Linked DNA regions of Homo sapiens: all the other regions are linked to region 2. A link is a contact called in ENCODE Hi-C data. All regions are on one chromosome and are shown on one strand. Each heading gives the region's core, a stretch centred on a gene start or an enhancer-like site at or near the end of the contact. The rest is flanking DNA. Distances are from core to core; before and after follow the strand shown. Region 1 holds the start of ZFP1 (ZFP1 zinc finger protein). Region 2 holds the start of MON1B (MON1 vesicular trafficking associated B). Region 3 holds the start of MAF (MAF bZIP transcription factor). Region 4 overlaps ZNRF1 (zinc and ring finger 1).

Evidence for each region. A loop is a pair of places that touch in the nucleus more often than their neighbours do. Pooled maps may share reads with other maps.
Region 1: a map of CD8-positive, alpha-beta T cell shows a loop between it and region 2 (28-fold over the local background). The contact joins the promoter of ZFP1 here to the promoter of MON1B in region 2. A Hi-C loop is called at or near these places in 6 of 168 maps with a recorded cell type or tissue (B cell, CD4-positive, alpha-beta memory T cell, CD8-positive, alpha-beta T cell and 2 more), 1 of 37 single-sample maps with no recorded cell type and 12 of 50 pooled maps.
Region 3: a map of CD8-positive, alpha-beta T cell shows a loop between it and region 2 (18-fold over the local background). The contact joins the promoter of MAF here to the promoter of MON1B in region 2. A Hi-C loop is called at or near these places in 2 of 168 maps with a recorded cell type or tissue (CD4-positive, alpha-beta memory T cell and CD8-positive, alpha-beta T cell) and 6 of 50 pooled maps.
Region 4: a pooled map shows a loop between it and region 2 (7-fold over the local background). The contact joins the enhancer-like site here to the promoter of MON1B in region 2. A Hi-C loop is called at or near these places in 4 of 50 pooled maps.

What each region holds. Positions count from the first base shown.
Region 1 is chr16:75,143,283-75,150,391 of GRCh38, reverse strand. ZFP1 (ZFP1 zinc finger protein) reads right to left here and starts at 1,868. Exons shown (of 4, transcript NM_153688.4): 1 at 1,749-1,868. RefSeq lists a silencer at 1,278-1,647 and an enhancer at 2,008-2,057.
Region 2 is chr16:77,188,355-77,194,709 of GRCh38, reverse strand. MON1B (MON1 vesicular trafficking associated B) reads right to left here and starts at 3,520. Exons shown (of 6, transcript NM_014940.4): 1 at 3,452-3,520; 2 at 3,077-3,234; 3 at 933-1,259; 4 at 1-375. The coding sequence starts at 3,224. LOC124903725 reads left to right here and starts at 4,144. Exons shown (of 1, transcript XM_047435021.1): 1 at 4,144-4,802. The coding sequence starts at 4,144. The coding sequence ends at 4,488. RefSeq lists enhancers at 3,369-3,418, 3,439-3,728, 2,854-3,802.
Region 3 is chr16:79,598,007-79,604,679 of GRCh38, reverse strand. It overlaps MAF (MAF bZIP transcription factor), which reads left to right and starts at 3,943. Exons shown (of 2, transcript NM_005360.5): 1 at 3,943-5,895. The coding sequence starts at 4,778. It overlaps LOC101928230 (a long non-coding RNA gene), which reads right to left and starts at 3,793. Exons shown (of 3, transcript NR_188556.1): 1 at 3,691-3,793; 2 at 2,330-2,633. RefSeq lists an enhancer at 3,734-4,028.
Region 4 is chr16:75,105,623-75,112,645 of GRCh38, reverse strand. ZNRF1 (zinc and ring finger 1) reads right to left here. Exons shown (of 5, transcript NM_032268.5): 4 at 6,075-6,164; 5 at 1,652-4,913. The coding sequence ends at 6,107. It overlaps LDHD (lactate dehydrogenase D), which reads left to right. Exons shown (of 11, transcript NM_194436.3): 10 at 1-44; 11 at 125-782. The coding sequence ends at 290. Among named protein-coding and RNA genes, the nearest start is that of LDHD, 7.6 kb to the left of the region's middle. RefSeq lists enhancers at 1,310-1,359, 3,357-3,436, 3,467-3,616, 4,811-4,980. Within about 2 kb of position 1,250, at least 32 of the 41 ENCODE cell types and tissues checked have a DNase peak (open chromatin) inside an H3K27ac peak, as active enhancers do.

The DNA of each region.
Region 1 (7,109 bases), core at 619-3,118, 2.0 Mb after region 2:
AAAAAAAATAAAAAAATTAGCCAGGTGTAGTGGCGGGCGCCTGTAGTCCCAGCTACTCTGGAGGCTGAGGCAGGAGAATGGTGTGAACCTGGTAGGCGGAGCTTGCAGTGAGCCGAGATCTCGCTACTGCACTCCAGACTGGGCAACAGAGCGAGACTCTGTCTCAAAAAAAAAAAAAAAAAGATCTGGAAAATCTCCAAAAACTTGGAAATTATGCAATACAATCTAAATAAATAAGGGTAAAAAATGAAGTCACAAGGGAAGTTAAAAAAATTTGAATTGAATGGTAATGAAAACACAATAAAAAGGCTGGGTGCAGTGGTTCATGCCTGTAATCCCAGCACTTTGGGAAGCCAAGGCGGGAGAATCACTTGAGGTCAAGAGTTCTAGAGCAGCCGGGCCAACATGGTGAAACCCCGTCTCTACTAAAAATACAAAAATCAGCCAGGTGTAGTGGCGGGTGCCTGTAATCCCAGCCAGGAGGACTGCTTGAACCCGGGAGGCAGAGGTTTCAGTGAGCTGAGTGCCACTGCACTCCAGCCTGGGTGACAGAGTGAGACTCAGTCTCAAAAACAACAACAACAGAAAAGAAAATACAAGATATAAAAATTTGAGTGATGTAGTTAAAGTAGTATTTAGAGGAACAGTTACATCAATAAATTGTGTCTGGCCGGACGCGGTGGCTCACGCCTGTAATCCCAGCTACTCGGGAGGCTGAGGCAGAGCACTACTTTAACCCAGGAGGCGGAGGTTGCAGTGAGCCGAGATCAAGCCACTGCACTCCAGCCTGGACGACAGAGCGAGACTCCGTCTCAAAAAAAAAAAAAAAAAAAAGAAAGTAAAGAAAAGAAACGGTACAATACAAAAATATAGTATTACAATCACATAGGACCACCATTTTACATGAGGTCCCTCGTTGACAGAAACACTGTTACGCAGAGCGTGACTGCACCAGAATCATGGGAAAACTTTCGTATTTCAAAGTAGTGAAGAATTTTGGGTGCCCCAAACGGAAAGAACAGTAAATTCCACCCGAGAGAAATTTAAAACGTCAAAACGTATACATGGCAAAATCTACCAGCGAGTAAAATCAAAAGATAAATGAAAAAATATCTGCTGCTCACATAAAGTACCACCGGGTTGTGAGACCTTAGGGAAATCACTTTCCCCTTCTGAACCTCCCGTGTTCCTGGGATAGCGACGGAGATGATAACGCTGGAAGTCACGGGGTGGATGCGAGGATCAGGGGAACACCTCACTGAAGACCCTCTGACAAAGGGATCACGGTTCTCCTTCACCACCGGCAACTGACCAGGCTCCAGTCCTTCCTCCACCCACGAGGCACCGGGCATCGGGGCGTGGCCAGGTGTGTCAGGCCACGCCCCCACCACGCCCCGGCGGGGCCTCGTCCCGCGCGCGCGCGCCCGCCGGGGCTCCAGAACTCGCTCCCGCGCGGCCCGAGCCCTTCGCCGCCCGTCTGAGGCGCATCTCCTGACAAAGAGAAGAAGGCGAAGCCTCATAGCCGCCCTTCCCTCCGCCGTCCCCGCCCCCGCACGTTCGGCCAGGCGTGCCCCGCCGGCCCCGTTCAGAGGCGAGCGCCGGGCAACCCCGGACGCCGCCCTGAGGGTCACTGCCGCCTACGAGTAGCCGAAGTTTGGGCTCCCACCCTGCGCGGGCACGAGCCCATCCCTCATCTCCTTCCCCTCGGCCCCAGGCCGCGCGGAGCTACCTGGAAGCCCCTCTCGTACCTGGAGGGGCGCAGCCTCCACTCGTGGCCCAGTGCCACAGCGGGTCACGGCGCAGGGCGGCGAAGACGCGCGGAGACGGGGGCTCTGTCACCCACTCGCCGCTGGTGGTGGGGGAAGGGCGGCCACCGGCGCGCTCGCAGCACTGCACATGCGCAGAAACAGGGGCGCGGGCCGTTCCCAGGGTCCTCGGAGGGGTGGACCATCCACGTTCGGGACTACATTTCCCACAAGCCTCCGGGGCCGCGGCTTTAGGGACTCTCAGGAAAGTCTTCGCCTTGTTAGGCGGTCTGATGAGCCGACCAAAATAATCTCCTTAGCCTGCACTGTTTTCTTTTTTCCCAGAGTGGGTCGTGAACTACAATTCACCACCTCCCCCTTAAATACAACAACTTGGCTTTTAAACATTACACAAATAATCTATAACTGTATTTAATTAGAATATATGTACAAAATAAAGTATCCATAATCTCACTTTCTAAAGATTAACTGCGTATAACATTAAGTTCGCACTTTGATTTTTTTGTTGTTGTTACAAAACTGGCCATAAAGGTATCATGTGCTGCAACTAGCTTTTTTCCCTTTTTTCCCAGGCCACTTTGTTGAGGTATATATATTTGTTGAGATCTATATATTTAAGATGTACAACTTGATATCTACATTTGTGAAATATTCACCATAATCAAGCTAATTAACATGTGCATCACCTCACATAGTTATTTGTCTGATGAGAACACTTAAGATCTATCTTCTTAGCAAATTTCAAGTACACAATATTGTCAACTATCGTCACATAGCTGTGCATCTCCCCAGAACTACTCATCTTGCATAACTGAGACTTTGTACCCCTTGACCACCATCTTCCCATTTCCCTTCACCCTCAGTTCCTTTCATCCTTTAGAACAGTTTTAGGTTCACAGCAAAATTTGAGCAGAAAATACATTGAATTCCCATATAACCCATGTCCCCCCAGCACACACAACCTCCCCAAAGTTGATATCCCACACCAGAACAGTGTATTTGTTACAATTGGTGAACCTACAGTTAAATATCAGCACCTGGCCAGGCTCAGTGGCTCACACCTGTAATCCTAGCACTTTGGGAGCCTGAGGCAAGCAGATTGCTTGAGCCGAGGAATTTGAAACCAGCCTGGCCAAAATGGTGAAACCTCATCTCTTAAAAAAAAAAAAAAAATACAAAAATTAGCCGGGCATGGTGGCACGCACCTGTAGTCCCAGCTACTCGGGAGGCTGAGGTGGGAGGATCACTTGAGCCTGGGAGGCTGAGGTTTCAGTGAGCCAAGATTGTGCCACTGCACTCCAGCTTGGGTGACCCTGTCTCAAAAAGTATAAATTAAAAAACAAAATCATTGGCACCCAAAGTCCATAGCTTACATTAGTGTTCACTTGATGTTGTACATTCTATGGGTCTTGACAAATGCCTGTAACCATTACAGTATCGTACAGAATAGTTTCACTGCCCCCCAAAAAATCATCTGTGCTCCATTTATTCATCCATCCCACAACCCCTGGAAATCTCTGATATTTTTACTGTCTCCATAGTTTTGCCTTTTGCAGGTTGTCATATAGGTGGAATCATACATATGTTGCTTTTTCAGATTGGCTTCTTTCATTTAGTAATATACATTTAAGTTTCCCTCATGTTTCCCTCAAGTTACCCTGGCTTTTTTTTTTTTTTTTTTTTTTTGACACAGGGTCTCACTCTGTCACCCAGGTTGGAGTGCAGTGGTGCGATCATGGCTCACTGCAGCCTCCACTTCCTGGGCTCAAGTGACCCTCCCAGTTCAGCCTCCCAAGTAGCTAAAACTACAGGCATACACAGCCATGCCTGGGTAATTTTTTGTATTTTTTGTAGAGATGGCATTTTGCCATGTTGCCCAGGCTCGTCTCAAACTCCTGGGATCAAGAAATCCTCCTGCCTTGGCCTCCCAAAGTGCGGGGATTATAGGGATGAGCCACTGTGCCCAGCCTCAGTTCGTTTTAGTGCTGCATAATATTCTACTGTCTGCATGTACCAGTGTTTTAAATCCATTCACCTACTGAAGATACATTGGTTGCTTCTAAGTTTTGGCAACTATGAATAAAGCTGCTCTAAACATCTGTGTTCAGGTTTTGTGAGGATATAAGTTTCCAGTTCATTTGGGTAAATCGTATGGTTGCGGCCGGGTGCAGTGGCTCACGCCTGTAATCCCAGCACTTTGGGAGGCCGAGGCGGGCGGATCACGAGGTCAGGAGATCGAGACCATCCTGGCTAACACAGCGAAACCCTGTCTCTAATAAAAATACAAAAATAAAAATTAGCCGGGCGTGGTGGCGGGCACCTGTAGCCTCGGCTACTTGGGAGGCTGAGCCAGGAGAATGGCGTGAACCTGGGAGGCGGAGCTTGCAGTGAGCCGAGATTGCACCAATGAACTCCAGCCTGGGCGACAGAGCGAGACCCCGTCTCCAAAAAAAAAAAAAAAAATTAGCATGGTTGCTGGATTGTGTGGTAACAGTATGTTAATGAGACAGGAGAGTTCCCTGGACCCCTTCGCGGGACTTGTCGTGGCTAGCTTACTCAGCCACTGTGCTAAAACCCCTTATGGGAGGGGGAGCACAGAGGCAAGTGGGTGCCAGGGCCAGGGTGAGCACCTTTGGGCTCTGGCCCCATGGTAGCATCTAGGGGTGTGTTACAATTAATGCTCTTCTAGCAGTTGCCATCCATGGACAGCTAAGCGTTAACCAGCTCAGTGGAGAGTGAGGGTGACAGCCTTTTACACCCTGCCCTCTTAATACCCAGGTCCTTGTCCAGCATCCAGAAAGGATCAGGTCACATGGACTTGAAGAATGGTAAATGCAGAGGTTTTATTGAGTGAGGGAGGTGGCTCTCAGCAGGATGGGGAGCTGGAAAGGGGATGGCGTGGGAAGATAATCGTCCCCTGGAGTTCTGCTGTCCCTGGCCAAATTCCTCTCTGACCATCCAGCTACCTCTTCAATGCTCAATTGCTTCTTCTCTTTTCTCCTTCTCCACCACCTTGCTCTGCAGCTCTGCCCCTCTGCCCCTCTGCTGCTCTTCTGTTTGTGGAGCCTGGGATTTGGGGTTCTTATGGGCACAGGATAGAGAGCAGGGTGGGCCACAATGGTCTTGGAAAAGGCAACGTACAGGCGTGAAAACAGGAATGCCTGTTCTCATTTAGGGCCATGGGTCCAAGCTTGAGGGTAAGAACCCTCACCAGGAATCCCGCCCTCCTGCCTCCTGTCCATATCATTAGTTTTGTAAGAGACTGCCAACACTGTCTTCCAAAGTGGCTGCATCATTTTGCACCCACCAACAATGAATAAGAATTCCTGTTGCTCCAATTTCTCACCAGCATTTGTTGTCAGTGTCTTGAATTTTGGCCATTCTAATAGGTATGTAGTGGTAGCAGCTTGCTTTTAATTAAAACAATATCCTCAAACAGGTTCATAGAAAGGTGTTTACACCAATGTTCATAGCAGCATTATTCACAATATCCAAAGGTGGAGACAATCCAAGTGTCCATTAGCTGATGAATGGATACAGTGGAATATTATTCAGCCATATCAAAGAATGACGTTCTGGTACACGCTACAACGTGATTAAAACTTGAAAATACACTAAGTGAAATAAGCCAAGCTGGAGGTAGTGGCATGTGCCTGTGGCCCCAGCTACTCAGGAGGCCGAGGCAGGAAGATCACTTGACCCAGGAGTTCGAGGCTGCAGTGACCTATGATTGCACGACTGCACTCCAGCCTGGGTAGTAGAATGAGACTCTGTTTCTTAAAAGAAAAGAAAAGAAAAAAAGAAAGAAGGCAGACACAAAAGGACAAATACTGTATGATTCCATTTATATGACGTACCTAGGATAGGCAAATTTATAAAGACAGAAAGTAAAACAGAGTTACCAGGGACTGGAATAAAAAGGGATGGGGAGTTAGTGCTTAAACGGTATAGCGTTTCTGTTTGGGATAATGAGAAAGTTCTGGAAGGAGAAAGTGGTGATGGATATACAACATTGTGATGTGAGTGTACACATCAAATTTTTCTGAAGATCTTATTATACCAACATTTAAAAATTATAAATTACCATAACCTATAATCTTATGGAAAGATGTATATACAAGAATGTTCCTCACATTGCCATTTATATTTGCAAAACCTTGGGAAGGATCTAAAAATCTTTTAGTAGGTAAACGTAAAATAAATTGTGGTGATATGTAAGGAGAATTTGGGGAAACACTAAAAAGGATAATGTGTATTACCCACGTGGGGGTTATTTCATTGAGAAATGAAATAATACTGATCACACAAGAATATGTGCAGCGTAATCCTATTTTTGTAAAAAACTATGCATATTTTAAAAAGACTAAACACTGAACTATACGAAGAGAATGGAGAACTCCCCCCACACACACATACACACAAGATAAATTCCCCTTACCGCCTTATGTGTAACAGCACTGAGTAAGCACCACGTGTGTGGGCTGTACTTTTCAAGACCTTCTAAAATTCACAACCACATTGTCCTCTATTAATTTTCCCTGAAAAATAAAGAGAAAGTGTAGCGGGTGTTTCTGAGAAACACATTGCTGACCTGGCCAGCTCATGCAGAGGTTCTAAATGTTGACACCTTTTATTATACAGTATCAAACAACTACATTAATATCACCACTGGTGGCCGGTGCAGTGGCTCATGCCTGTAATCCCAGCACTTTGGGAGGCCAAGGCAGGCAGATCCCTTGAGCCCAGGAGTTTGAGACAAGCCTGGGGAACATGGCAAAACCATCTCTACCAAAAAAATAAACAAAAATTAGGTGGGCGCAGTGGCATGCACCTGTAGTTCCAGCTACTCTGGAAGCTGAGGTGGGAGGTTCACTTGAGCCCAGGAGGTTGACGCTGCAGTGAGCTGTGATCATGCCACTGCATTCGAGCCTGGGCAATAGAGTGAGACTATGTCTCAAAAAAAAAAAAAAAAAAAAAAGATTCACCTCCTGGATCCCCAGAAAAGGGCTTGGAGACCCCAGGGTCTGTAGATCATACTTTAAATGTAATAACAATATTATCACACATAAAAAATTAACAGGGCTGGGCACAGTGGCTCACGCCTGTAATTCCAGCACTTTGGGGGGCCAAGGCGGGCAGATCATCTGAGGTCAAGAGTTCGAGACCAGCCTGGCCAACATATTGAAACCCCATCTCTACTAAAAACACACAAAAAAATTAGCTGGGCCTGGTGGCATGCACCTGGAGTCTCAGCTACTTGGGAGGCTGAGGCAGGAGGATTGCTTGAACTCGAGGGGCGGAGGTGGCAGTGAGCCCAGATCACACCATTGCACTCCAGCCTGG
Region 2 (6,355 bases), core at 2,271-4,770:
GTCGACCGCCTACTGCCAGCACTGACAGCGCCAGGCCAGGCGCTGTGCAACGTCGGAGGAGCGCACCTAGTGCGTCTCGCAGCGGGCGGGCAAGGGGCACACAGCGCACGGCACCCAGGAGCAGGGCTCCTGGGTCCTGCTCCATACTGTCCAGAAGTCGGTCCAGTGTGCGCTCTGAACCAGCCAGCAGGCGGCGGAGGTCATAGTTCTGCTTGTGTGCGAAGATGCGGGCGACACTTGCACGTGTAAGTGTGCTCACGATCTGTGCGTGCACAGCTAGCAGCTCCCCCCGCAGCTGGGCTGCTGACTGAGAAGTCCGTGACATGGCCACGAGCAACAGTGGGCCCTGTTGTAGGAACACCAGCTTGTGGTCCTCTAGGGAAGGAAGGGGTAAGAAGGGGGGGTACAGCTGGATCAGGAATGACCAGAGGGAGACAGTGGGGCTCTTCTGCCCTCTCCTACCATACACACACCAGGCCCGAGTCCACATGCTCACTCTGTGGGCACCTGGACTGGGGTAAGGACAAGCTGGAGGAATCTGGACATTTGCAGAGACATGATGGGATGGACAAAGGAACAAGTAGGTTAGATACACAGCAAAGACCACGGGCAGGCGGGTAGAGATGGTACAAGGGCTGACACAGAGCCAGAAAGACACAGCTCAACCACACAGCCCCCACAGTTATCCTCTCAGGTGACACAGAAGTATCCAGCTAGTCACTGAGATCCCAGCAAGTCAATCACTAAGAAACCAGCAGGCCAGACAGAGATGAACCCCCCCACCTCCCGCCACTGACAGAGCTCTGGCTGACCATCCACACACATGGACCCAACCCTGGCTGGCTGGATAGTGCCTGAGGCAGACAGACCTACCCGTGCCAGCCATATTCCCAGTCACTGTCCCCCATTCTGCCTCCCACCTGTTTGCTCACCAGCGTAGATGGCACGGATGGCATCTCCCGCACTCTGCACAAAGGACACCAGGGCGGTCATTACACCCATGGTAGCCGACAGCGCCTCCACACTACCATACCGCGAGTAGATGGGCTTGCCAGCCTCACTCAGCACAAACACATGCTTCCGCTGGCTGCGCCACTCCTCATCACTGGGGTCCCCGCCCTGGCCTCCAGAGCTACTCTCAGGGCTACATGTGGGACTATTCTCAGGGGCTGCAGGACTCCAGAGCCGAGAGGTGCTTGACAGGGCCTCTGACTGGGGCGGTGGTGATGGGCTGGGTGGCTGGTCCTTGTCCTTGGATCCTGAAAGGGAGCCCCTGGTGGGTCATCTGCATGTGAACTCCTAACTAATCCCACATCCCCAAGGACCCACCAAATATCTACTAGCCCCTCCATGACCCCTGCATGCTGACGCAGAACTCCAAGTGTCTCCTATGCCCCTCAATGACCCGATGACTGCCCTAGGACCCCGCAATGATCTCCACTAACATTTAGGTTCCAATGAACTTCCTAAAACCCTAATAAACCAACATATTCTCATTGTTATTCCACTGGACTTGCTATGTTCCTACAGACCAATTACTTCCCTTTCAATCACTGTTATTCCAAAGTCTTCAAAGCACCCCATTGACTCTGGATGACGATTATTCATCTTCAATGATCCCCCATTAACTCCTCTGACCGCTATTTTTTCTCCTGATATCTGCTCACCCAATGGCCACCATTAACATCTATTAATATCTTAACTGTTTGAATGCCCCAACCCCCGCTACTACCCTATCAGTGATGCCCACTGATACCTGATGACCCCTACTAACTCTCCTGGTTGCCCATTTATATTCTTGGTAATGTCCACTATTTCTCCCAATGACTGTCGTTAATATCCACTAACACCCAGATATTTAGGACTCCCCTAATCCACTATTCACTCCCACTGTGGTTCACAAACACCCCAATGACCCCACATTAACAATCATTAACACCTGGTTTTTCAATGACCCTCCATGACTGCCCTGATCCACAAGTTATTCTACTCCATGTCTACTCCCCCCTACCCCCAACAATGACCATCATTAACCTCCACTAACACCCAGCACTTCAGAGACCTTCAGTCACTCCCCTGACCACCTTCAATCTCATTGGTATCCACTCCCCTCCCTACAGTAACCATCATAATATCCACTAACACACAAGACTTTAATGACTTCCATTGCCCCTACCCATGACCATCATTAACATTCACTAAAACCCACAACTTCAACAGCCCCTACTGACACATCCATTTATTCCCATTGATTTCCATTCATCCCCCAATGACAACCATTATTATCCATGTGCAACTATGTCTCAATAATTTTCCCATAAAATCCCAATAATTGCATATTCTGTCACTGACATTCACTGACACTCCCATGTCCCCAAATATCTTTACTCCCTCCTAATAACTGCTCTTACCTGCTATTAATTCCCAAGTCCTCAACCTCCCCATCCACATTTATTCTCAGTGAGGTCCACTGATCCTTCCCAATGACTCCATTTACATCCACTAATTCCAAAGTGATCAATGGCACAGACTTCTCAGTGACTTCCATTAAATCTCAAATGAACAACTTTACACATCCACTAACATTTGGTCCCTTAAAGACTTCCCCAACAGTCTACAAGTGACTTCAATGATGTAAATACTCTGAGTGCCCATCGAACTCCACTGATTCCCCTTCCCACTTCTATTATTTAATAAATAACACCCTACTCCTCAAAAACACTAACTTCTCAACAGTCCTCCTCTGTTGAGTCTATTGACTTTCTTCAGCGCATTCTTTGATCTAAACACTCTAAATCCTCAGTGACCCTCTTTGGTCCTAACAGCCCCCTTTTTGATTCCTCAATGACCTAAACTCACACCAAACCCCCAGTGAACATCCGTTGACAGCCAATGACTTCCTCAATGATGTAAACTACACCATGTGTCCACAGTGACCTCCTCCTGACCCGGCGATGGTTTAAGCCACTTCTCTTAAGTCCCAAGACTCCCTACTGGTCACCCACTGACCCTTCCCCCGTCCAACAATGACAACCCCTAAGGATTCCTTTTAAGACCCCACTAAGTGGAGTCATACCTGTTTCCTCCAGGCCCTCGTCTTCGGGATCCGGCGGGACCGCGTGAACCCCTCCACCTTCTCTAGCTTCCTCACTGGGGAACTGCGTGTCCTCCAAGTCCTCCGCGCCCCCGGGGGCCGGGGCAGCAGTGTCTCCTCCGACCTCCATCTGCACATCCCTGAGTGGGAGGGGAATCGAGGGTGACGGGCGGTGAAAGAAACTTCTGAAAAGCCTTTATAGAGTCAGGCCCCCTTGGACACACTCCTACTGCTCATTTCCCCACGGATTTCAATAGGACGAGACATCCAAAATCATGCCCAAATACGTCCCCCCTCCAACACTTTCCGAAAAGAGGAGACTCTACTGGGCCTCAGGAAATAGAGATATACAAACACCTGTTTTAACTCCGAATCTCAATTGGCCGGATACCATTACTTCCCCGTAGCGGCGGTGGCATCACACTTCCGGGTGCGGCCCGGGAGGTGCCACACTTCCGGGTACGACCCCTCCCAGAAGACACTTCCGGTTGCGGAGCTTTATTGGCTCCTCGCGGCGTCCCTCTCCCGCCGCCTACGGGTGTCCCCTCATAGTTGAGATGGCGCGGGCCACTTCGGATCTACGTCAGGTCTGTTCGGGAGCGCAATGAGACCTCTCTGCACTCCTTTCAACGGATCTGGCTACGGCTGCTAACCCGGGAGAGCGAGGCCCACTTCGCTTACCAGTGGTTGGCGTGAGGGGGGACGCGGCTCGCTCTAGCCAATCCCGGAGTACATAGGGCGCGACCGTCTTCTTTCTGGGCCAATCGAGATGAGCCGCCTCATTTCCCCGCTGTCTACTCCCCCCGCCAAATCCTAACCAATACTGTGCGTTGTGTTGCGTTTGCACACGCCCATCCATTGATTGACGTCTCCCTCGACCCAATCGAAGACTCGAGCCTATTCCTTGTTTCACAAGAGGACTTTTGCAGCGTCAGTCCCGATGGATACCTGTGCCGGACCCACAAACGGGCTCTCCCAGAACTGAGGCAACTCCACTTTCTCTTATCCCTTAACCCTGCCAAGAAAGTCAAGGGAGGGGAGAGGCGCGAATGCTTGACGGGCAGTCGCCGCTTCTAATCAGCGTGCCGCGCCAGCAGCTCCGTACCCTGCCGGGTTCCCACGTCTACCTGCAGCTGGGGGAAGAACTCTGCCAGCCCAGGGCAGGGGCGGGCACTCACTTGGACCAGGACCTGCCCGACGCCCCCGGTCCGCCGGGCGAACGGGTCGTCACTTTCTGTGATCAGTTTGGGAAAAGGCTTGGGGGCCCTGCCACGGGCCAGTGTGGGAACCCAGGGTTCGAATTCCCGCCCCGACGCTGCTTCCGGACCGAAAGCCCCCTGAACGCCTTGCCCCAAGTGCCCTGGGCCTTGGTTTCTCCATCAGTGAAACAATGATGGGAATCGCTTGACGTGAAGTGAGTGGAGGTGCTGGCACACTTCGAGTGATTGCTAAGGGGAAGCCTTTGGTACTAGTTAGGATAATTATTTTAATTACAGTATAGTTAGGGTAATGAATTCCAAATACCAGTGTAGCATCATGTGCTTTATATACAATAGGTAATCGATAAGTAATAAATATTAAATTTATATAACAGAAACAATGGATAAATTTATGTGCATACAAAATATATTTACCTAATACATTTAGAAGTATATAATATATAATAAACATGTAAAAAAGTACAATAAAATAACATCTCATAAGCAAACTTATTTATTAATCTCGCTGTGTTACCCAGGCTGGAGTGCAATGGCAAAATGTTATTGACTCATTGCAGCCTCCGTCTCCCGGGTTCAAGCAATTCTCCTGCCTCAGCCTCTGGAGTAGCTGGGATTACAGGTGCCCGCCACCACGTCCGGCTAATTTTTGTATTTTTAGTAGACATGGGGTTTCGCCATGTTGGCCAGGCTGGTCTTGAACTCCCGACCTCAGGTGATTCACCCGCCTCAGCTTCCCAAATTGCTGGGATTACAGGAGTGAGCCATCATGCCCAGCCCAGGGCTACACACTTTAAACAACCAGATCTCGCAATAACTCCCTCAGTCACTGTCACCAAGAGGATGATGCTAAACCATTCATGAAGGATTCACCCCCAAGATCCGATCAACTCCCACCAGACCCCACCTTCAATAATGGGGATTACCATTCGACATCAGATTTCGGTGGGAACATAGATCCAAACCTTATCAGGGGAGTAGAGGAATAGTTACGCCTTCATCTAGCTTTGTCAATCTGCATTTTTACCTCAGAGGAAGCAATCAGATATGCATTTGTTTCAGGTGAGCAGAGGGATGACTTGGGGTTCGCTCCTTTGTCTCGCACCTGTGAAGATAAACTATCAATTTACGTTGTCAGGGTAAAATTCAACAGAACCGTTTTAGGGTAAAGATCTTGCAGCCCACAAGGAATCCCTAGAGGGCAAATTATGAGGGAAGTATGTAGCTTTATCTTTGTAAATATCTTATTTAGGGATAAACTGGGAGGCAGGTTTGCCTGATGCAGTTCCCAGCTTGACTTTTACCTTTGGCTTAGTAATTTTGGAGTCCTGAGATTTATTTTCCTTTTACACCTGCCTTGTATTTCAACAAAACCATATCACAATTAGGCTCCTTTTAAAAATTCTTGCTGATGTGCTCTGTGAACTTTAAAGATTGTTTTCCAGGGAAAATGGCAGAACTAAGAACAATTGTCACACAGTCTCTTATCTGAAACCCTTAGTGCCAGATGTGTTTTAAATTCACACATTTTCCTGATTTTAGAAATGAAATTAGGTGCATGTGCCATGTATTATATAGAGCCCAGCAAGGGACTGGGAAACACCTGATAACTAAACTCATTTTTTCTGAGTGAAACTTTTTATTACTCCCAGTAAGAGAAACACTAAACCGTCTTATGTTAGTTTAGTTCAGGTTTTACCTCCAAGTGAGCTTTTAAAAATTATTTTTCTGGAGCTTTTTGGATTTCAAAACTGCAGACGTAAGTTTATGGAGCTTTATTAGCATTCCGTGTTTGATGATTTGCCACTCTAAACAATTTCTACAATCAAAGATGAGAGATGGGAACAAGTGAAGGAACATAGAGCCATCTCTGGTGTGTCTGCCTTTTTTTTTTTTTAATCAGAAAAGCAAAGACCAAAAATATCTCAACAAACCTCTCCAGTAGATTTTAAGTTATGGCTCATGGCTTGAACTGCAGAGTGTTTACAAATTGTAGACACACACACAGACACAGAGTTTTTTTCTGTTTGTTTTTTTAACAGAT
Region 3 (6,673 bases), core at 2,694-5,193, 2.4 Mb before region 2:
AAAGGATTTATCTAACACTGGACCTAAGAACAGTGTACGCCTTATCGTTCAGTTACTCTGAAGAACTCTTTCTCAAATCAATTTAGTTGGTTTCATAGTGAAATTTAGTGGACACTGGTTAGTTCTGCCCCATAAAATCAGCCCCTAAACAAAGAGTCCAGACACCATACCTGATGCATCCCATTCTATTCAGATTATGGATGTCTGATTCCAACATGATATATTTGAGTTGCTATAACTCACAATCGGGGAAAATATATTCCTTTAAGCTTTTAATCTTTGTAATTTGGACATGAACAGGGGTTTTGTTTTTCATTTTTGCATGAAGTCATTATGTATGTACTGACGTGAAACTATAATTGTGTTTCTGATGTTACTGTGTCACAATATTCTATGCGATGTAACCCATGTCCTCCTCCCCCTCACAAATCTCCTATAAATATTCATTGCTTTCAAAAACTTTAATACTACTGGTCCGAATTGGTCAATAATGACAAATGCATGGTTTCTAAATTACTGTATATTGTTCTACAGAGATTACTAGAGTATATATAGCAAGGGGATGTTAAGCAGTAAGAAAACACAGTTCACATTGTATTTGGATTAGATTGGCTTGGATAGAAGTGAAACAAACAATGTTAGCAAAGAAGTCTAAAGACATGTGGCCCACTGTAATTGTACAGAATCAAAAACCTGAATAGTACTCATTAAAATGAGAGAGCTCAATTGTTATAAAAGAAATGCTGCTAACAGAGAACTGTAAATGTTTAGACACCCCTGTGAATCACTAAATAATAATGTAAAAAGGATAAAAATGAGAATTAAGTTATAAGCCTGAGAGCATTACTGCTACACATCTAAAAAAATAATTCTGATCCTCTCTTTTTTTTTTCCAAGAGAAAATGGGCGACTATAAAAGACCTTGCAATAAGAGAAATAAAAATACCATGTCTTCACAGCAGTGTACATAAATAAACCATAAAAATGTGCAGATAATAATATATTTAGCTGCCCAAACATGGGCATTTAATTTCTAGAAATGATATATAACAATGTAACAATTAGATACTCAGCCATGAATGTGTATGGCACAGTCTTCATCATTAGCAAACTTTGTGTATAAAATATTATTTATTATTTATTATAATACTGCTTTCAGAGGCAATGATCATACCTTACAGCTTTTAACACAAATATGATGCAAAAGGATTAAAAGTATATCATAAACAAACAATAAATTCTTTCTAAATACACTTAAATTCATATTTTACATGAAAAATATAAACTTCCTACATTTGTGACTACTGACTTTTAAAAAGACCTAGAAAACTATTGTTACGGGCAATGTTAAATGACATAATGCTTATGTAATGGAAAGTGTGGATTTTCCTCTAAATAAACTATAATCCCTTAACTTCATTACTAGGGAAAATATTGTTAAAGAGAAGGAAAGCAAGGGAATTCTGCTAGGTTGCATAAATATTGACATAATCTTCACTCTTTCTTCCCCAAACTGGTAATAGACATAGTTTATTCCACCCAACAAAATGCTCTTATAAGACCAAAACTACCCTTATTAACAACTTCTCTGCAGTCACGATGAAAAGAAACACTACTTGTCTGAAAAATACCGACAGCGCTGCCCTTTTCAGATTAGGGTGTGCCTACGAATCTTTTGGGAAGTCTTCCATTAAGGATTCCTGGGTTTGCTGAAACTGAAGTCTACTAGGATCAGAGAAATTAACACAGGTCTAATATGGTGCAAGGAACGAGTGAGAGACACCTGAGGTTATAAATAGCAAAGCATGCTGCGGGGTGGGGAAGACCATTCTGAAGTGCAATGTTCAAGACGCTGGCTTAATATATGACTAAGTGTCAGAAGTCAGGTTTTCTGAGAATTACTTTCCAGATAAACAACTTTATAGCACTGCACTTAATCTTACTTACTAGAGACATCTCATTTATCACTGAATTACAAGTAACTTTAATCCTATTGATATTGCCATAAAGCCCGTTGAAAATCCATCCTGGCACTTTTAAAGGGTTTGGGGCCCTGTTACATGGGGATCCTCTTGCAAAGGTCTCAGCCAGAAATTACACCCCGAGGGTGTCTGTATCCCCTGGCCTCTTTGTCAACAATCAAGGAGAAGAGGAGGGGCAAAAATGATCTCTGCATCTGCCAGCACTTTCTTCGGCCCCTTTCCTATAGGGTCGGGTTCTCCCACTTCAGTCAAACTAACTTTGTGTGTCTCTTTCCTCCTCCCACACTGGGTAACCAGCTGCTTTTCACTTCATCGACAAAACTGGACACGGATCAATTTCAACTGACCTTTGCCGAAAGGTGGCGCTGTTGAGGTAAAAACCAACTCGCTCCAACAATAGTTTCCACTCTTCGATCCTTTTGCAGGCTTTTCAGAATTTTTTTTTTTTTTTAATGCACCCTCCTAGCGTCTCCCCCTTCTCATAAAGTAAAATAAATACGATTAAAAACACCAAATGCATTTCATTAATTGAAGGAATCAACAGTCCCAACTTCTAAGCAGACGGGCTGGTCTTCCAAAGGCTGGGTCGGTTTCAGGAGCTTTCTCTCCAAATAAATCTCTGCTTCTTCGACTTGCCTATCGCTTTAAAATCTTAGAAACAGAGTTAGTTGTTGGTTTCCTTCTTTTTTCTTTTTCTTTTTTATTTCTTTTTTGCATAAACTTTTAGAGAATCAATCTAGAAATTTGAACTACTTATTAGCATTTGCAACTGGGGGTGGGGGGAGCAGCCTCCCCCACCCCACCCCCCACTCTGCGTTTCCGGACTAGTTCCAGAAACCGCGGTTTAAAATTTAACCCTTCGAGGGTAGCTGGTGAGGGCTGGGGTATTGTTTTTCCCCCTTGCTCCCTGCCACGATCAAGTCCGAAATAATTAAAGGAAACGTAAAAGTGCAAAGGGCGCGCCTGACCCTGATAAACAGAGGTCAGATTTCGTAAGGGGACGGGTGAGTGTGAGTGTGTGTGTGTTTGTGTGTGTGTGTGTAAGAGAGAGAGAGAGCGAGCGCGCAATATGAGTCTCAAAGGCCAAACTCCGGCCAGTCAGGAGCCGGAAGGCTGAGCCCGGCTGACCTGACTTTGAGCTTCCCCGGAGTTATCTCGCATAGGCGCTCGCTCTGTCCAAGGGCACGCGACGCCAGCGGGCAGCCGGTCTCCGTGAAGAATGGCCTCTAAACAACTTATTTTACCTCGTTGTAAAGAGAGGGATAAAATGGGCTTTCCCTCTCCACGGATGCCCAGCCTTCTGGGCAGGCGCATGGCCGGGCGGCGCCCAGCCCGCAGCCCCGATCCGGACACCCCACTGCATCCCTCCCTTCCCGGTCCCTTCCCCGCACGGGCGCCCGAGAGACGGACAAAGAGTTGGGGCCAAGTTTGAGCGCCGGGCACGGCCAGGCTCAGGGAAGGAAGGTCCCCGGCAGACACCTGGGTACCAGAGTTGGTGCGAGGAGGAAAAGCTGGGAGGCGAATTCACAATCCTGGGGGTGGAGGGCAGGCAGGGGAGGGGAATCAGGCCAATCCCAGCCGAGTGAGCCCCCAGCGAGCTGGGGCTCCGGATGGGAGGCCTGTCTCGCGCTCCAAAGAAAAGCAAACCGCCCTCCCAGGTCCGCCCGGATTGCCGAAGCCCCTCTGGAAAAACTCCTTCCCCTCTTACACCAAACTTTGCGCCGGGCCTCGTTCCCTCCCGGGTAGGCAGCGGCGCAGGAAGGGTTAAGCCAGCCCGTCCCAGCTGACAGTCAGCTGATTGGGCCCTGATTGACAGCTCCGAAAAGTTTCCTTGTTTCTATACTATTATGCTAATCGCGGCCGCTCTCGCCGCCTCCCATTGGCCCGGAGTGCCAGTCAATTTCTCATTTGGACCTGACGTCACGAGTGCTATAAAACTCAGCAATTGCTTTAAACTCTTCTTGCTGGATCAGAGGCTTTAAAATCTTTTTTCATCTTCTAGCTGTAGCTCGGGCTGCTTGTCGGCTTGGCCTCCCCCTCCCCCCTTTGCTCTCTGCCTCGTCTTTCCCCAGGACTTCGCTATTTTGCTTTTTTAAAAAAAGGCAAGAAAGAACTAAACTCCCCCCTCCCTCTCCTCCAGTCGGGCTGCACCTCTGCCTTGCACTTTGCACAGAGGTAGAGAGCGCGCGAGGGAGAGAGAGGAAAGAAAAAAAATAATAAAGAGAGCCAAGCAGAAGAGGAGGCGAGAAGCATGAAGTGTTAACTCCCCCGTGCCAAGGCCCGCGCCGCCCGGACAGACGCCCGCCGCGCCTCCAGCCCCGAGCGGACGCCGCGCGCGCCCTGCCTGCAGCCCGGGCCGGCGAGGCGAGCCCTTCCTTATGCAAAGCGCGCAGCGGAGCGGCGAGCGGGGGACGCCGCGCACCGGGCCGGGCTCCTCCAGCTTCGCCGCCGCAGCCACCACCGCCGCCACCGCAGCTCGCGGAGGATCTTCCCGAGCCTGAAGCCGCCGGCTCGGCGCGCAAGGAGGCGAGCGAGCAAGGAGGGGCCGGGGCGAGCGAGGGAGCACATTGGCGTGAGCAGGGGGGAGGGAGGGCGGGCGCGGGGGGCGCGGGCAGGGCGGGGGGGTGTGTGTGTGAGCGCGCTCGGAGGTTTCGGGCCAGCCACCGCCGCGCAAGCTAGAAGCGCCCCAGCCCGGCAAGCTGGCTCACCCGCTGGCCACCCAGCACAGCCCGCTGGCCCCTCTCCTGCAGCCCATCTGGCGGAGCGGCGGCGGCGGCGGCGGCGGCGGCAGGAGAATGGCATCAGAACTGGCAATGAGCAACTCCGACCTGCCCACCAGTCCCCTGGCCATGGAATATGTTAATGACTTCGATCTGATGAAGTTTGAAGTGAAAAAGGAACCGGTGGAGACCGACCGCATCATCAGCCAGTGCGGCCGTCTCATCGCCGGGGGCTCGCTGTCCTCCACCCCCATGAGCACGCCGTGCAGCTCGGTGCCCCCTTCCCCCAGCTTCTCGGCGCCCAGCCCGGGCTCGGGCAGCGAGCAGAAGGCGCACCTGGAAGACTACTACTGGATGACCGGCTACCCGCAGCAGCTGAACCCCGAGGCGCTGGGCTTCAGCCCCGAGGACGCGGTCGAGGCGCTCATCAGCAACAGCCACCAGCTCCAGGGCGGCTTCGATGGCTACGCGCGCGGGGCGCAGCAGCTGGCCGCGGCGGCCGGGGCCGGTGCCGGCGCCTCCTTGGGCGGCAGCGGCGAGGAGATGGGCCCCGCCGCCGCCGTGGTGTCCGCCGTGATCGCCGCGGCCGCCGCGCAGAGCGGCGCGGGCCCGCACTACCACCACCACCACCACCACGCCGCCGGCCACCACCACCACCCGACGGCCGGCGCGCCCGGCGCCGCGGGCAGCGCGGCCGCCTCGGCCGGTGGCGCTGGGGGCGCGGGCGGCGGTGGCCCGGCCAGCGCTGGGGGCGGCGGCGGCGGCGGCGGCGGCGGAGGCGGCGGGGGCGCGGCGGGGGCGGGGGGCGCCCTGCACCCGCACCACGCCGCCGGCGGCCTGCACTTCGACGACCGCTTCTCCGACGAGCAGCTGGTGACCATGTCTGTGCGCGAGCTGAACCGGCAGCTGCGCGGGGTCAGCAAGGAGGAGGTGATCCGGCTGAAGCAGAAGAGGCGGACCCTGAAAAACCGCGGCTATGCCCAGTCCTGCCGCTTCAAGAGGGTGCAGCAGAGACACGTCCTGGAGTCGGAGAAGAACCAGCTGCTGCAGCAAGTCGACCACCTCAAGCAGGAGATCTCCAGGCTGGTGCGCGAGAGGGACGCGTACAAGGAGAAATACGAGAAGTTGGTGAGCAGCGGCTTCCGAGAAAACGGCTCGAGCAGCGACAACCCGTCCTCTCCCGAGTTTTTCATGTGAGTCTGACACGCGATTCCAGCTAGCCACCCTGATAAGTGCTCCGCGGGGGTCCGGCTCGGGTGTGGGCTTGCTAGTTCTAGAGCCATGCTCGCCACCACCTCACCACCCCCACCCCCACCGAGTTTGGCCCCCTTGGCCCCCTACACACACACAAACCCGCACGCACACACCACACACACACACACACACACACACACACCCCACACCCTGCTCGAGTTTGTGGTGGTGGTGGCTGTTTTAAACTGGGGAGGGAATGGGTGTCTGGCTCATGGATTGCCAATCTGAAATTCTCCATAACTTGCTAGCTTGTTTTTTTTTTTTTTTTACACCCCCCCGCCCCACCCCCGGACTTGCACAATGTTCAATGATCTCAGCAGAGTTCTTCATGTGAAACGTTGATCACCTTTGAAGCCTGCATCATTCACATATTTTTTCTTCTTCTTCCCCTTCAGTTCATGAACTGGTGTTCATTTTCTGTGTGTGTGTGTGTTTTATTTTGTTTGGATTTTTTTTTTTAATTTTACTTTTAGAGCTTGCTGTGTTGCCCACCTTTTTTCCAACCTCCACCCTCACTCCTTCTCAACCCATCTCTTCCGAGATGAAAGAAAAAAAAAAGCAAAGTTTTTTTTTCTTCTCCTGAGTTCTTCATGTGAGATTGAGCTTGCAAAGGAAAAAAAAATGTGAAATGTTATAGACTTGCAGCGTGCCGAGTTCCATCGGGTTTTTTTTTTAGCATTGTTATGCTAAAATAGAGAAAAAAATCCTCATGAACCT
Region 4 (7,023 bases), core at 1-2,500, 2.1 Mb after region 2:
GAGGAACTGGGCAGGGTCAAGGCTTTTGCAGAACAGCTGGGCAGGTAGGAGCAAAGCCAGGGAGGGGAAGAGCTGAGGGCAGAGGAAAGGGAGCCCCCTGAGGATGTCTCCTTCCTGCCCCCAGGCGGGCACTGGCTCTCCACGGAACGTGCACGGGGGAGCATGGCATCGGAATGGGCAAGCGGCAGCTGCTGCAGGAGGAGGTGGGCGCCGTGGGCGTGGAGACCATGCGGCAGCTCAAGGCCGTGCTAGACCCCCAAGGCCTCATGAATCCAGGCAAAGTGCTGTGAAGGGGGTCTGAGCACTTAGCCCACAAGTTCCCTGACTACGGAGCCGGTTCTGGAACTTTTCTTCATGCCACGGCCCCTGCAAGGAAATAGATGCTGAGGCAGTCTTCCTGCCAGCGAGCCCACTGTATCTGGGCCCAAGGCCAGAGGGCCCAGAGAGAAGCCTGAGCACCGTGTTACCTCCCTGGCCCTCTGGCTGGCCCCAGGAGCCTTTGGTTCAGTAAACGACCCAGGGTGGTTCCCAGCAAAGCTGCTTCCTCTCTGCTCCTACGCATCCTGTCCTGGCGGGAAGAGAGCGTCTGGGTCCATTCAAGACTCTGATGACACCCCTCCCCGAGGCCTCCCACTGCCGGGGTCCCAGGACCCTTCCCCCTTCACCTGGTGACAGGAACACTCCTTTCCTGGTATGGAACGTGAGCTCCCGTGACATGATGATAGGTCTTCTCCTTGGGGCCTCCCCCAATAAATCTGTAATAAACCTGAAACCCACCTACAGCTACCTGGAAGTCAGCAGGCAGCACTTCCTCCCCTCCCCCTCCAGGGTCTCTGTCCTTTGGTCAGTGACCCCTTTGTTTTGGGGCTGTCCTCTGACTTCTTATAGCCTGGGGAGGAGGTTGGTGCTCAGGGTTCGGAAAGGAACCCAGGTCCCTGTCCCAGCTACTCCGCCTCAGAGCTGAGGACCTGCCCACGGCACATGTCACTCAGGATGGGCTCCCCAACTGGGCCTGAACCGGGCCTCTGAACACACTGAATGTGTTCCTCAGCAGCTGCCACGTCTCTAGAAACAGAGATGAGACTATTTTTGCACCCACCTCTTCATGGGGTGATGTATCGTACCACCAGCTGTTTTGCCCTCAAGGTCTGTCCACCCGAGGGCCTGCCCCTGTCTTGGGCCGGAGCCCGTCTTGAGACCTTGGCAGTTGTTCCCCCCTAAGCCCACAGGAGGGCGCCCGAAATCATGAAGCTCAGATACCACGCGGCATCTGCAGCTCACGACTCCTCTGCCCAGGGCCTGCGGCACTCAGCCCTGGGCAAACCTCCTCCTAGGGTCAGGTAAGTCCTGGCAGCCTGGAAGCCAAGCTAGTCCTCCATCCCCTGCAGGTCCCAGGAACCTGCAGTGCTGTCTCATCTTCCTTGCCCCTCTAGCCTTCGGTCCCTTTTGGAAAGAGGCATGTCACACCCCACGCCCTCCCTGGCCTCCGCCCCTCTCCTCCTCCCATCAGCTGTCAGTGCTCAGGCAGGCTGCTAGGCCTTAGGCAGAGGCAGCTGCGCTGAGACGCCCCAGTCCAACTTCAGTTCTTGGAACCCCTCCTCCGTGCTAATACTGGGCTCCAGCCGACAGCAGTTACACCAACCTGAGCCTGGAGGCTACTCCTCCGTGACGTTTCTGTCCCGTGCTGCCCTGGTGGGGAGCAGAGACCGTGCCAAGGGCTCACTGGTGACAAATCTCAGCCCTCTCCCCAAACCACCCCAGCACGCGTGTGCTCATCACCGAGACAGCCCTCTCGCCCCTCCCCTTCCAGCCAGCCAGCCAGCCACCCACTCTTCCAGGCGAGAATCCTGCAGCAGCTGCGCTCTCCCTCCTGGGTAGGACTCTTCTTTGATGCGCCCTCCAGTGCCTGGCAACTAGGAGGCGCTCAGCAAATGACCATTTCCCACAATCTTTTATTAAGAAAAATTCCAAACATACAGAAAAGTTGAAAGAACAAGTACACTGTTCACTGAAATACCAGCCACTGCAGATTCAACAATGAACATTTTGGCCTTATTTGCTTTGTGTATTTTGGGGGGAACTATTTGGAATTAAATTACACATTTCTTGAAGGCATTCACCTATATAATCCAGCATCTATCTCCTAAGAATGAGGACATTTTCCCATGAACTGCAGTACCGTTAAATGGCTATTAGAGGAATGGTTGGTCTTTGTGAGGGTCTCACGTCCAGGAACCTCATCAAAGTGTGCTAGGCCCTTAGCAGAGAGGGTAGAACCTGCTCGCCGGCTCCCTCACCTTCTCTCCCATCCCAGAAAGGCAGAACAGGGGCAACACAGGATTCTGGAGAGCTGTCCAGATAGAGGATCACAAACATGAGCTCCACCTGGGAAACACAGACAGCCCCAATCCCACCCCCACAACAAGAGCAGGCAACCTGGGTCCAAATTCAGAGGACACCACAGCCGGCAGAGGGCTGCAGCATGCCAGGTAGGACGGAAGTCGCTGGGGGTGGGGATGAGCACCAGCCCCTAGAGCCTGGAATAGCACCCGGCGTGGGCTACAGCCCTGCCCCACCCACCTCACAGCTGCTCGGCTCACCCATGGCACTGCCAAAGCAGCAGGCTTAAGCCGCCAAGGCGGGCACATGAAGCCTCCATTTCCAGGTCCAGGGGTCAGGCAAGGAGATCTCCTTCAGGGCTGGGCCCTGCCTCGCCAGCTTTGCTGGTGGAATTAAATATAGCACAGGGAGACACAGTTGCCAGGCAGAAGCAGGAGGTGCTGTGAATAGAACAGTGCCCTTTGTGGTGACAAAGCTATGGGGAGCCTGCTGTGCATGTGCCAAGACCTGCAGGGCAGCTCCCCCAGCCCCCACAGGGACCTCTGAGCTGCATGGTTTTGTCCCCGCTTCACATGTGAAATATCTGAAGTTCAGATGAAGTCGTTTCCCCAAGATCATTCTGCCAAGTAGGAGAGCCTGAATGCACAGTCTAGAGCCCACGTTCCTGCCACCGACTCACAACAGCCCCAAGGTCTTCACCCCAGACGGGTCCCGCGCTGAGACCCAGGCTCTGAACCACCGAGTCTTCTTTAGTGTTTCTCCGCTGGCCCTGGCTCACGTTTGCCCACTGGCCTGTTGTGAATGCCCTTGCACAGAGTAGGTGCTTCTGGAAGCATCTGATGGAGGGTGACTGCGGAGCCAGGGGCCGTGGCAGCAGGGGGATGGTCCAGCACATCAGGCGGGCCTGAGAAGGGTCAGAGCAGAGAGGCGGTGGAGTCGTCTCCCTCTAGAGCTTTCCTTCGCTGGCTCTGCAGGAGGCTCTGGAATGCTGCTCCGGGAGCCCGCTGGGCACGGGGACACAGGCCAGGCCTGCACTGCTGCTCCCTGCCCCGAGCTGCCTGCCCAGCCCGCATTTTGCCAACTTTTGTGAGCCTGAGCAGTTGGTTCTGGTTCAAGGGCTCTGAGCTGGCACAGCCCCAAACCAGGGCCTCTTCCTGGGCCTCAATGAAGCATGCCCGTGAGTCAGCACTGAGACGCAAACTGAACAACAGGCAGGGCGAGTGGAACGTGGGATGGGGAGCAAAGGCTGGAAGGAGGGGGGCTGGGCCCACACCTGGAAGAACCCACATCCTTGCAGCCTCCGGTGGCTGCAACATCTTGGCCCCTGCAGATCTTTTCAGAGGTCCAGCACAATGACTCCACAGAGGGCTGACTGGTTCCATGATGCTTAAGAGGTTAGGAAGCTTGTAGGAGGCACGCCTGACTTGCCACTCCCTCCACCCAGGCCTGACTATCTGAGGACCAATTCACACACCTGGAGCCCCGAGTAGCAGCCTGAAGGAATGCTAAGGAGGTAGGTGAGGGAGTGGGGGGCAGGCCCTTGCCCCCATTTCTTGATTGTATAACACTTCATTAAAATAAAATCACGCAGTGCCATCTTTTATTAGACATTTTAATACCATATCAAAACACCTTGACTAATGAAGAAAGCTTTTCTCCCAAGCTTTGAACATTTTTTTAAACATTTTATAAGTTTTTTTTTGTATTTTAATATATAAATACAGAAACCTATCTTGCATGGGCTGATGCCACGTGTGAACATCAATGGCTAAAATGTTCTCAAACATAGTGCCTGAAAACAGGGGTAGCTGTACATATTTCTTAGTAAGTCTTTTTTTGTTTAAGTTTTCTGAAAAAAAAAATCCACGAGGGCCTAAGAATAATGTTCAGGCATTTTTGCAGGACACTTGTGATTGTTAAATCCTCTGAACTGACCGGAACCAGGAGGAAAGAAGGGAAAAGAGATGGGATCAGTAGGAAGAAAGTTCTCAATGGGTTGTTTTTTGGCAATGAAGTCAAGATATTAGGGTCTCAAGGGGAGAAAAGAGCAAAAAACCAGCCAGAAAAATAGAGGGAAAAAACCAAACAAACCCAAAGTAGAGAAGTTGGTGGTGGAGAGGGCCAGTTGGGGCAGGGGAAGAGACCGTGTGCTCGCCCGCCGTCAGAAGGCTGGCAGCGAGGCCTTAGCTGTGTTCGTCTGTCACTGAGTGGGTTATGGCTGGGCAGCAAACAGCAAGCTGTAAACATCACGAGGGAAAACACCAGTCGACACTAGACTTTTTTTTTATATAATTTTTTTTTGTAAACACTTTAAAGACAGACCCACAATGCCTTTCAAAGATGAAAAAGAAAATGCCCTTTCCCTCCTGGGCTGAGGGGTGAGGGGAAGGATAGCAGTTGATTCATTCTTCTCTCAAACTTGCTCTCATCCAATTTGGTGTCCTCAGGGAGGAAGGGAGAACCATGATCTGGAAGTCAGTGCAGAAGGGGTGCCCTGTTCCCGCTGGTGTCCCAAGCTCAGCTCTGCCCCAGGGTCCGGTGAGCCTCCTCCCTGGAGCAGGGGCGCTCTGTCCCTGTGTGGACCGTAATAAATAAGTCGTGCTCCATCGGGCCGAGGGCTGTCTGCTCATCCCAGGGCAGCTGCATCCCAAGAGGGCAGGCGGGGCTGGGGCGTCTACACAGGACCCCAGAAGCCAAACAGCACACGGGGAATTTGCAGCCATGTGCCTGGGCAGGTTCTACTCCCCTGCCTCACTCTCCCCCCTGGCTCTTTCTTCTCCCCTTGTCATCAGTTTTTGAGGTGGAGGTAAAAAGAGCAAATGTCCCTGATTTGTCTGACATCATCAGCTGTTCTGGGAGTTTACTTGGAATAAATAAAATAAACCTAACAAAAGAAAACGAAAGCAAGAGAGAGAGAAAGGGAGGGGGGAAGAAAAAGGTCCCAAAACCTTTGGCTGTGAGATGGAGTTGGGCTTTTGGTTTTTATGGGGGTTTTGTCTACTTGTTTGCCAGAAAAAGGAAAATGCCAGCCCAGAACTTGGAGGGGACAGGTGAGATGGGGGTCAGGGGTGGATGGTTGGCAGCAAGTGGGGTACCCCTGGGGGAGAAATGGGGAGGCCAGACCCAGCGGTAAGCCAGGGGGATGTGTGGAGTCAGCACCCAGTGCTGTGGGATAGAGGGATCGAGTCTGGCCTGGAGGCCTCAGATTCATCTGGAAGCGGCATGGGAAGAAGCAGTGGTCAAATGATCGCTGACCAGCACTTTGCAGGGAACAATGCACTGCCCATGGCTGTTTAGTAAGTGCAATGTCCTTATGGCAACAGGGAGTGAGATTATCCCCGTTACCATAGAAGAGGCGGAGACTCAGAGGTGAGCGAGGATGAGGCCAAGCCAGGCACAAACCCACCGCTCAGGCTCCTTTTCCTGCCCGTGCACATTCCCAGGGGATATTCCTGAACTTTCTTTAGGAATGTAGATTGTACTGGTCTCTTCCCCAACTGATCCTAACTCTTCTGAGCCTGTTCTTCATAACTGTCCATGTTGGTTTGTATCTCTTGTCCTTCCCAGGGAAAATCATTTCCGGATGACTAACTGCTCACTGATGAGGTGCTCCTTCCCTCTGCTCCTGCTTTCTTCTCAGTGGCATAAGGGCAGCCCGGCTCCCTAAACTGCAGGCCCCCAAAGTGACCTGACCCCAAGCCTTGAGCCCGGAGCACCCCCAAACGCGGGCTCACCTTTGAGAGGAGTCAGCAAGCAAGCCCGCAGGTCAGTCCGCAGGGTGTTCCGGACAAGATCTGTTCACTTCAAACCACGAGTCTATGCAGCTGGGAGGAGGGGGCCGCAAGGGAAACCACGTTACCTGCTGCCCAGGCTGCTTTGAAGGGGCTCTTTCAGAGGGCCAGATTCCTGAGCAGGAGCTTCCTAAGTCTCTTCTGAAAGGACCCCAGGGAAACACAGTCATGTCCCCAGATATCCCTACTTTCTGAAGCACGAAGAAGGGTGAACACCAAGACTAGTCTTGGCCCAGGTGGAGGCAGCAGTACCGGCTCAGGGGGATCTGGTGCTGCAGGAAGGGGCAGAGTGGCTTTCAGAAGGACCAAAGCTTTCTGTGCAGAGCCCAGGAGAATGGCAGCAGCCACCAGTGAGAAGGTGAGAGCGGTGGACCCCTCAGGGCAGCTAGTCAGCTGTCTCCAAGACTCCCAAGGGCAGGGAAGTGGGAACAATGGCATGGCAGGAGGGCCACGGCTCTGGGTGCCACAGTCCTGAAAGAGCTCCTTCCTGGGTCAAAAGAACAGCTGTGAAGCTCCCTCCCAGTGGGTGACCTCTTAGGAGAGCCCCAAGCTCTACCCGGCTCAGCCATGATCAGCTGATCAGCAGCATCTAGTCCTTCCTGCAAGAGGCGGGAGGGGAGCCAGACAGTGAAGCCCTGCTCTCCAGTGTTTACAGAGAAAGGCTCTCTGCATCAAAGAGGGAACAGAGATTGCCCCAAGACAGCTTCCTGATTTGTAAACCAACATCTGGGCATTTTCAAAGACAGGAACCAGACAGATAATTGGCATAATTCTCCCCGAGGGCCAAAGATTTCCTTTTCTGGTTCTGGTTAGTGCCGCCCTGGGACACAAGCAAGGCTCCGTGCTGGGAGCTAGACCAAGAATCTCTCCCAGGCCAGCCTTAAGCCTCCTC